Linked DNA regions of Homo sapiens: region 2 is linked to region 1. Evidence: read pairs that join two places in POLR2A ChIA-PET (ENCODE). Cell type or tissue: PC-9. All regions are shown on one strand. Links, peaks and the distances in the headings refer to the core of each region. The heading gives the core; the rest is flanking DNA.

Region 1 (5,379 bases), core at 102-5,101:
AGTTTAGGAATTTACATTAAAAAATTGTACAAATAATTTAAAAATCTGTGGGGAAAGATTCACTACATCATCATTCATAATACTGAAAAATTGAACATATTATACACACACACATATAGGCTACAACCTTGCTGAAGTGACTCCAAAGACCATCAGTGTCAGCATCACCTGGGAGCTTTTTAGAAATGTAGAATCTAGGCCAGGGTGTGGTGGCTCATGCCTGTAATCCCAGCACTTTGGGAGGCTGAGGCAGGTGGATCACTTGAGGTCAGGAGTTTGAGACCAGCCTGACCAACGTGGTGAAACCTCATCTACTAAAAATACAAAAAAATTAGCCAGGCATGGTGGCAGGCACCTGTAATCCCAGCTACTTGGGAGGCTGAGGCAGGAGAATCACTTGAACCCAGGAGGCAAGGTTGCAGTGAGCTGAGATAGTGCCGCTGCACTCCAGCCTGGGCGACAGAGCAAGACTCGATCTCAAAAAAAAAAAAAAAAAAAAAAAGTAGACTCTAACTCAGGCACGGTGGCCAAGTGGTAATGTGCCTGTCTCGTAGAAATGTAGAATCTTAGGCTCTACCCCAGACCTGCTGCATCAGAATTTGTATTTTGACAGTTCCGTATGGCATTTGTATGAGCATTAAAATTCGAGAAACACTGGAAAGGATAGACACCAAAATGTTAGCACATTGCTGGGTGGTTATGTTCCCTATTTTAAATGCATTTTCTAATTTTCCTACCTCTGATACGCACTTTTTTCATAAGCATGTGTCACATAGAAAAACAGCATGCTGTGGTTGCATGTTATCCCCTCTTCCTGGAGCCCTTCCTGGCACTTCTCATCCAAGGTCAGTCTTCCAGGAGTCCCTCCTTAGCCCCTCCTCTTCCTTGCTCAATTAGTCTCACATCCAGCTGTGTTGCTGGTCCAGGAACCATAGCACTGTGCTGAAATTATTATTCGTGCTTCCTCAGCTGTTCAAATAGTAAAATAGGGGGAAAATACCAAGAAAATTATCCAGGCTGTCGTGCAGAAAGGAAATGAAAATTGGCATTATAATTATGGTTTGATTCATCTGTCTTCACTGGACTGTGAACTTCTTGAGGGCAAGAACTGTGTCTCACTTGCCTCCCAGCTTAAGAGCCTACCCAGAGTCGGGACTCCATCAATGTTTGCTGAGTGGATGCCGGCCCTGTAGTGGGAGGTCAGTCTGATTGTCAGAAGGAATGCCTGGCAGCTGCCAGCACCCAATCCTCAAGAATCTTCACTCCCAACTCCTCAGAGGCCCTTTTGCTCCCTCCCTGAGACACGCCCTAGTCTGCTCCAAGAGGGACTTCATATCTCACAAGGGATCTCTGCATCCACCACACCAAACTTCACCCTTACCATGTAAGCTGCTTTTCTCCCAGTCCCCGACACCAACAGTAGAAATAGTTTACGTGGAGATTCACCAAGGAACATTACGTTTAAAATCAGTAAGGAGGTGACCGGGTGCGGTGGCTCACGTCTGTAATCCCAGCACTTTGGGAGGCCGAGGAGGGCGGATCACCTGAGGTTGGGAGTTTGAGACCAGCCTGACCAACATGGAGAAACCCCATCTCTACTAAGAATACAAAAAACTAACCAGGCATGGTGATGTGTGTCTGTAATCCCAGCTACTCAGGAGGCTGAGGCAGGAGAATTGCTTGAACCCGGGAGGGGGAGGTTGCAGTGAGCTGAGAACGTGCCACTGCACTCCAACCTAGGCGACAGAGGGAGAATCCATCTCAAATTTTAAAAAATAATAATAAGGAGGGCTGGGTGTGGTGGCACACACCTGTAATCCCAGCTACTCAAGAAGCTGAGGCAGGGCCAGGCACAGTGGCACACGCCTGTGATCCTAGCACTTTGGGCAGCCACGTTTGAGGCCAGCCTGGCCAACATGGTGAAATTAAAATTACAAAAATTAGCCAGGCATAGTGGCGGGCGCCTGTAATCCCAGCTACTCGGGAGGCTGAGGCAGGATAATTGCTTGAACCCGGGAGGTAGAGGTTGCAGTGAGCTGAGATCGTGCCATTGCACTCAGCCTGGGCAACAGCAAAAACTCCGTCTCAAAAAATAAAAAAATTAAAAAAAAAAATCTGAGGCAGGAGGATTGCTTGAGGCCTTGAGTTTGAGCCTTTAGTGTCCTATGATCTTGCCTGTGAATAGCCATCCCACTCCACCCTGGGCAACATATCAAGACCCCATCCCTAAAATAAATAAATAAGGGTTACCCAGTCTTGAGCTGGAGGGAAGTTTTTAGCCCCACAAATGGGATACTCCTCAGTCTCCCCGAAAGACCTTGTGTCCCAGATGCTTTTTCAGGGTTTGTCCTTTCCAGCCTCCCCTCTCTGGCAGATATTCAGGGCATTCCCTGTAATTACCCCCACCTGAGCTATGTGGTCGTAAAGATTTAAATCCAACAAACATGGTGTGTACCTATCATATTCTGTAATAATACCTGCTAGCATTATTAAGCACTTAAATATGACAAGCATTTTACCCGCATTGTTAACATTCAGTTCCTCCAAAAGCCCTGTATAGTAGCTTGTATTACAACCTCCTTTTGTGATTGAAGACAGGCTCTCAGAGGTCAACCAACTCACTCTTAAGTCACACAGCTAGGAAGAGAGCAGAACCTAGATTTGAGCCTGGTTCTGTGAGTCCAGAGCCTGAATGCTTAACTACCATACAAACTACAACCCACCTAGCTTCATTTGTCCATTCTTTCCCCAAATCATAGTCCAGTGATATTTATTGAGCACTTACTATGAACCAGGCATTGTCCAAGGTACTGAGATTCAATAGTGAAATAATAAAGTCCCTACCCTTTTTTTTTTTTTTTTGAGACAGGGTCTCGCTCTGTCACCCAGGCTGGCGTGCAGTGGTGTGATCTGGGCTCATTGCAACTTCTTGCTTCCCAGGTTCAAGTGATTCTCACGTCAGCCTCCTGAGTAGCTGGGATTATAAGCACATGCCACCATGCCTGGCTAATTTTGTATTTTTAGTAGAGACGGGGTTTCACCATGTTGGCCAGGCTGGTCTCGAACTCCAGACCTCAAGTGATCTGCCTGCCTCGGCCTCCCAAAGTGCTGGGATTACAGGCATGAGCCACGGTGCCCAGCCCAAAGTACCCTTAGAAACCTTAATCTGGCAGGAAGACAGACATCATTCAAATCTTACACACACACACAATCAAAAGCTCAGATGCTTTGCAGGAAGTGTGCAGAATGCATAGAGAGTCCCTTTCTCACAGAAGCCTCTGACTCCCCACACTAGTCCGGGTCCCACAGCATGGGACAGTAGGACCCAGACAAGTATGGGGAATCGGAGGCTTCTACAAGGAAGAGGCTCAATAGGGTGTAAAGATCCTGAGGCACGAGGGAACATAGCTCTTTCAAGGGGTGTTTTAGAAAAACAGAACAAAGGCCAGCGTGGCTGCAGCCCAGAGTGCAAGGGGAGAGTGGGGCAGGATGGGGTGCAGAATGGGCAGGGGCTCTCGCAGACATGAGCAAGGCACTTTGGATTCAGGATAGGGGCACAGAAAGCTTTTAAGGGGTTTTCAATAAGGTAGTTCATTGGATTTGCTTTTCTTCGTCTTTGAGACAGGGTCTCACTCTGTCGCCCAGGCCTGAGTGCAGTGGCGCAATCGCAGCTCACTGCAGTCTTGACCCCCCAGGCTCAAGCCATCCTCCCACCTCAACCTCCCAAGTAGCTGGGACTACAGGTGCACACCACCGTCCCTGGCTAATTTTTTAATGTTTTTGTAGAGACAGGGTCTCACTATGTTGCCCAGGCTGGGGACTTGTTTTTTTGACAGATCACTCTGGCACCTATTTGGAGAACAGATTGGAAGGGGCAGGAGCAGAAGCAGGGAGTCCAGTCAGGATGCTGTTGTAGTGTTCCAGGTGGAGGGTGATGGCTGCTTGAAGTACAATGATAGTGATGCGGAGGTAAGAGAAGGATTCGGGATATAGTTTTGAAAGTAAGTAAGGCTAATAGGATTGGATGTGGGCTGCTAAAAGAATCGAGAATGACTCTGGGCACCTAGGTGAATATTGGTGCCTTTACTGAGGTGGGGAGCACTAACAGCAGAGTAGAGTCAGGGGAGAACCAAGAGCTTACTTTTTTTTCTTTTTGAGACAGAGTCTCGCTCTGTTGCCCAGGCTGGAGTGCAGTGGCGCGATCTTGGCTCACTGCAACCTCCGCCTCCCGGGCTCAAGCAATTCTCCTGCCTCAGCCTCCCAACTAGCTGGGACTACAGGCGCCCGCCACCACACCTGGCTAATTTTTTGTATTTTAGTAGAGATGGGGTTTCACTGTGTTGCCCAGGCTGGTCGCAAACTCCTGAGCTCAGGCAGTCTGCTCACCTCGGCCTCCCAAAGTGCTGGGATTACAGGCGTGAGCCACTGTGCCGGGCCGAGAGTTTACTTTTGTTGAGTTGAAGTACCTGTAATTGTCCCAAGTAGAGGGATGGAGTTGTTATCTCTGTATTTCCAGAGTCAGCACAAAATAGATGCTTAGTAAAAAGTCTTTAAATAAAAGAATGCCATCTCACACCAGTTAGAATGGCAATCATTAAAAAGTCAGGAAACAACAGGTGCTGGAGAGGATGTGGAGAAATAAGAACACTTTTACACTGTTGGTGGGACTGTAAACTAGTTCAACCATTGTGGAAGACAGTGCAGCGATTCCTCAGGGATCTAGAACTAGAAATACCATTTGACCCAGCCATCCCATTACTGGGTATATACCCAAAGGATTATAAATCATGCTGCTATAAAGACATGCACACGTATGTTTATTGCGGCACTATTCACAATAGCAAAGACTTGGAACCAACCCAAATGTCCATCAATGACAGACTGGATTAAGAAAATGTGGCACATATACACCATGGAATACTATGCAGCCATAAAAAAGGATGAGTTCATGTCCTTTGTAGGGACATGGATGAAGCTGGAAACCATCATTCTCAGCAAACTATTGCAAGGACAAAAAACCAAACACCACGTGTTCTCACTCATAGGTGGGAATTGAACAATGAGAACACTTGGACACAGGATGGGGAACATCACACACCGGGGCCTGTTGTGGGGTGCGGGGACGGGGGAGGGATAGCATTAGGAGATATACCTAATGTAAATGACGAGTTAATGGGTGCAGCACACCAACATGGCACATGTACACATATGTAACAAACCTGCACGTTGTGCACATGTACCCTAGAACTTAAAGTATAATAAAAATATATATATATATATATATAAGTAAATTTTTTAAAAAAAGAATGCAGGAATAGGTAAAATTTAAGCCAAGTCTTAAAGAATGGATGGCATTTGGCCTTGAGAAGAAGTTATTTT
Region 2 (5,379 bases), core at 204-5,203, 62 kb after region 1:
GAAGGATGCTAATATGATGTTAGTAACTGCAATCAGGAACTGAGATGAAGCAGTGTTGCTCTGCAAGGGAGAGAAGGAGGGATGAGAAAGAGGAAAGTAAATGCTGAGGTCACTGGAGCATTCTGGAGAGTAACTGTGAGGGTAAAGATTTGGCTATTAGCATTTAACAGCATAGTTAAATCTAGTTCCCATTAGAAACTGGGCTCTGGAGATTCCCAGTGGGAGAAGCAGGTAGCAGAGCATGAACCAGTGAAAGCAGTTGAGAAAGTGAAGCAAGCCAGTGGGAGGAAGGAGGGTCATATCCAACAGAGAAGGCAGGGCTGGTGTGGTGGTCACTAAGTACCACAAACTGGAGTGTCCCTGTGGAGTAGTCAGGTCAGAAGCCAGACCGTAGTTGGGGAAGGCTCTGCCATGAGTGAGTTACAATCTAATAGAAGAGGCGATCATACAAGTTTGACAACAGTGTGGTAAATACATAATCAAAGGAAGAACGTGATAGATGGCCAGCCCAGAAGGATGAACTTTTCACTCTGCCATTTGGGGTTGCAGAAAAGTCCTGGTTGGCTGACTGCATTCTTTTTCATAAAGATGTTGAACGTGACAGGTGGTCAGGGGTATGATAGGAAGGACCTTAGGAAGATGGGAACATATTGTATGTGAGAATGAGACTCCGGAGTGTCTCAAGGGCCCTGCCCTAGCCATCCCTGGTGCCCTCACCATGCCCTTCTCATTCTGAACTTGCCCTTAATGCAAGTAAAAACTTGAGGTAGTACTGAGTCACAGCTATGATAGGGAAGAGTTTTTTCATACACAGAATAGTTATTTTGTGATAATCATTAATACTCCACATGCTTAAGCTGGCAGCTGTAGACTGCTGGTGCTATGAGGAAATTGGGGGGACTGATGAGTTAGTAGTTTTTTCACTGATTTATTCTTCAAATGTTTATTGAGCATTTACTATATGCCAGGCACAGTTTTAGGTGCCAGGACTATACCATTGAACAAGACAAAAAAGTCCTTGCCCTTCTGGTGCATACAGTATAGTTGAAGGACACATAGAAGCAAGTAAATACACAGTATAGCAGATGGTGAGAAGTGCAGGGATAAAAATTAAGTCAGATAAGGGGAATGGAAGATGAAGTAGTAAGGAATGACATCAATAAGTTGACACTGGGATGGGAGTCAGTGTGCAAGTAACTGGGGAATGGCATCTCAGGTAGAAGAACCAGCAGTGTCGAAGCCCTGGGTGGCAGCACATATGGCACACTCATTCAGGGAACAGCAAGGGGGGCCAGCATGGCTGGGGCAGAGTGCCTGGGCAGGCTAGCAGGCGTGCTTGGAAATGAGGCCGTCACATACTTTGTGATCCTGTTTGCATCAAGGGCAAGTTCAGAATGAGAAGGGCATGGTTGAGGGCACCAGAGATGGCAATGGCAGGGCCCTTGGAATGGGGGACAGTTTGTTGTGTGTAGCTGGAGACATCTGGGAAACCTAAGTCTTTGTGCCCTAGCCCTGAGGGTAATGCTGCAGGTGCTAAGATGTGGTGCAGCTTTGCCTGGCGGCCCAGGCCTCAGGGCACCTATTGAGTCTCTCCTTCGATACTTTGATGTCAGTTCTTGGCAAGATCAGAGGTCCATGTTGTTGTTCAGAGAGTTCTGGGTAAGATAATATGGTATAAGGGCCAGTTGTGGACTAGCTAAATTTATGGGAAGAGCTAAATTTATGGAGGAAATGTGGTACTGGTCTCTTCCAATGTCCTGGCTGGGATGGTGGGTATCTGGAAAGGCTTGTTTTAGCTCCCATCTCTTCTCTCCTTTTTACTTTTACTTTCCCATGCTTATCTTTCCCTGATAAGGAGGAACTAATTGATCTTCATCTCCATATGCCAGGCCTGCAAACTCCACGTGTGAGTAACCAAAGCCTCTGTTTTTTTCCAGCGTGCCAAGGGGGCCTTGCAAAGCATCACTGCAGGCCAGAAAGTCATTAGCAAGCATAAGAACGGGCGCTTCTACCAGTGTGAAGTGGTCAGGCTCACCACCGAGACCTTCTATGAAGTCAACTTTGATGATGGCTCCTTCAGCGACAATCTTTATCCTGAGGACATAGTGGTAATATCTGCAAGGAGCTTCTCAGGCAGTTTGGAATGGGGGGATGTTTCTAAGGTCTGGCTGGCAGACTGTGTGTGTATGCCTGCTTCTTCTAGCCAGGTCCCTGGTCCCATCACCATGTCCTCAAACAGAAAGAATCATCTGTACCAGTCTTTCTTTGCAAAGAAAACTGCGTGCTGCTAGGGTACCCTATTTTCCCTAGAAGTACCTGGGAATCAGTATTTTCTGCAATTCCTTGAAACCTGCATCTGTTGCCGTCTAAATTATCCTTGAGGGCATTCTAGTGCAATAGGAGAGCCCAGGCTTTGGAATCAAATATGCCAATACCAGCTTCATTGCCTAGTAGCTGTGTGATTTTAGGGGAATTATCCAACTCTCTTTTCTATCAGGCCCTCTTAGTAGATGTATAGAATCTGCTTTTGTCTCTTCACAGTGGGCTTTAGGGCTAAGTAGAAACTGCCTGGAGACACCCTTGGCCTGTTTATGTTATCAACACCTGAGACACAGTGGCCCCACATGGACCCAGTCCTAGGTCTGGCTTGGTAGTGAGGACTTAGTTCAGGTTTCCCCTACCCCCACCTTGCCTTTTCAGTTGGTAGACTGACCACCAAAGTAGAGAGGAATGAAACCATTTTTTCCTTTAACAAATCAGGTATTGTCCCATGTTTATACCACATTAGCCACTCAGTTGCTAAAAGCACATTCATTAGTTATAAGGTAGACTTATAGAAAAGGCGACATTAGTAGTACTCATAGCAGTAGCATAGCTATCATTTATTTATATTTTATTTGTGAGACAGGGTTTCACTCTGACGCCCAGGCTGGAGTGCAGTGGCACAATCTCAGCTCACTGCAGCCTCAACTTCCTGGATTGAGGTGATCATCCCACCTCAGCCTCCCTGGTAGCTGGGACTACAGGAACGCACCACCACAGCCGGCTAATTTTTTAATTTTTTGTAGAGACGGGCTTTTGCCATGTTGCCCAGGCTGGTCTCAAACTCCTGGGCTCAAGTGATCTGCCTACCTTGGCCTCCCAAAGTGGTGGGATTACAGGCGTGAGCCACTGTGCCTGGCCTTATTTTTTTTTTTTTTTTTTTGAGAGAGACCAGGTCTCACTCTGTCACTTAGGCTGGAGTGCAGTGGCTGTATCATAGCTCCTGCAATCTCAAACTCCTGAACTCAAGTGATCCTCCTGCTTCAGCTTCCCAGGTAGCTGGGACTACAGGCACATGCAGTCACACCTGGCTAATTTTTAAATTTTTTGTAGTAACAACGGTCTTGCTTTGTTGCTCAGGCTGGTTTCGATCTCGCAGCTTGAAGCGATCCTCACATCTTGGGCCCCCAAACCACTGGGATTACAAGAGTTTGAGCCACCATACCTGGCCCTTGCTGTAATTTATTAAGCTGGTACAGTATGCCAGGCACTATGCTAAGTGGTTATTTCAAGTATCTCTTTATCTTCTCATACCCACTGTGAGAAGGATGTGGTATTATCTCTAACTTACAGTGGTTTCAGGACTCCATTTTCTACAAGTTAGAGACCCCAAAGAGCCTGTGTTTCTCTGGGTTACATCTAAACGTATTTATTCTTATTAGAAATTAAAGCAGATTGATTTAAAATAATCAATTTTTTTAGATTAAAAATAACTTTTCTAAAACAAAAACAAAAGATTGCCATTTCCCTGCAATTTTGCAAATCTCTTTAATGTCTTTTTTTTTTTTTTTTGAGATGGAGTCTTGCTCTGTTGCCCAGGCTGGAGTACGGGAGTACGGTGGCATGATCTTGGCTCACTGCAGGCTTCACCTCCCAGGTTCACGCCATTCTCCTGCCTCAGCCTCCCGAGTAGCTGGGACTACAGGCGCCCGCCACCATGCCCGGCTAATTTTTTGTATTTTTAGTAGACATGGGGTTTCACCATGTTAGCCAGGATGGTCTTGATCTCCTGATCTCGTGATCCGCCCGCCTCGGCCTCCCAAAGTGGTGGGATTACAGGCGTGAGCCACCGCGCTGGCCTTAATGTCACTTCTTGATTCAATCTATTGTGATACACTGTTTAGGTTCAAGTATAGGAAGAAAATTCAGCCTTGCGTAGATATGTAATTGGAAAAAGGAGTTTGTTTTTGTTTTTTTAAAATAGGGTTTCACTCCAGTCACCCACGTTGGAGTGCAGTGCAGTGATCTCAACTCACTGCAACCTCCACATACCAGGCTCAAGTGATTCTGCTGCCTCAGCCTCCCAAGTAGCTGGGACTACAGGCCCTTGTCACTGGCGCCCAGCTAATTTTTTAATTTTTTGTAGAGATGGAGTTTTGCCTTGTTGCCCAGGCTGGTCTCAAAACTGGGCTCAAGCAATCCGCCTACCTCGGCCTCCCAAAGTGCTGGGATTACATCTGTGAGCCACCACTCCCAGCCAAGGGAGGTATTTTAATAGTCTTTCAGGTAATTGTGTTTATTATTCTCTGATATCCACCAAAACTCAATGGAAGTAACAACTTTTTTTGTTTGTTTGTTTGTTTTAAGAGATGATGTCTTGCTTTGTTGACCAAGCACCTCCCGAGTAGCTGGGACTACAGGCATGCATGGCTATTTGTAGAAATGGGGTCTTGCCATCTTGCCCAGGTAGTCTCAAACTCCTGGGCTCAAGCGATTTCTTTTGCCTCAACCTCCCAAAGTGCTGGGATTACAGGTGTGAGCCACTGCTCCTGGCAGGTTCTTAAAAGTTAGTTGCAGTGTGGAATCTGAAAGGTCAGTGAACGTTTCATACTGTTAACACTAAAACCCATTGGTCTCTTCTGAATGGATCTTTCACCCATGCATCCTTTTATAACATCATACTTTGGTCATTTAGAAAATATTGGTGCACTGGCCTATCGACAGCCTCCAAATGTTGTTAAATATTATTATAAATTTAATTTTTTTTTTTTTTTGAGACAGAGTCTCGCTCTGTCGCCAGGCTGGAGTGCAGTGGTGCGTTCTTGGCTCACTGCAACCTCCACCTACCGGGTTCAAGCGATTCTCCTGCCTCAGCATCCCAAGTAGCTGCGACTACAGGTGCACGCCACCACGCCCAACTAATTTTTGTATTTTTAGTAGAGAGGGTTTCCCCATGTTGTCCAGGATGGACTCAATCTCTTGACCTCGTGATCTGCCCGCCTTGGCCTCCCAAAGTGCTGGGATTACAGGCATGAGCCACCACGCCCGGCCATAAATATTTTAAAAATTACATTTGTTAGTATCACTAATAATCAAAAAACTTGGAATTTTGGGAAG

The links. ChIA-PET counts read pairs that join two places held together with the same protein. Peaks named below come from ENCODE experiments on the same cell type or tissue, not always from the same donor. Only the 100,000 strongest peaks of a DNase experiment are listed, where the experiment ranks them.
Region 2: POLR2A ChIA-PET joins it to region 1 with 9 read pairs; 7 of 35 experiments call an interaction of 5 or more read pairs at or near these places.

What each region holds. Positions count from the first base shown.
Region 1 is chr1:43,633,667-43,639,045 of GRCh38, forward strand. No RefSeq gene overlaps it. Among named protein-coding and RNA genes, the nearest start is that of KDM4A, 14 kb to the right of the region's middle. In PC-9, for the core only: no CTCF peak of the experiment used is centred there; a DNase peak (open chromatin) is centred at 2,505.
Region 2 is chr1:43,695,906-43,701,284 of GRCh38, forward strand. KDM4A (lysine demethylase 4A) reads left to right here. Exons shown (of 22, transcript NM_014663.3): 19 at 1,938-2,108. KDM4A-AS1 (KDM4A antisense RNA 1) reads right to left here. Exons shown (of 5, transcript NR_033827.1): 5 at 3,819-4,847. Among named protein-coding and RNA genes, the nearest start is that of KDM4A-AS1, 8.7 kb to the right of the region's middle. In PC-9, for the core only: no CTCF peak of the experiment used is centred there; no DNase peak of the experiment used is centred there.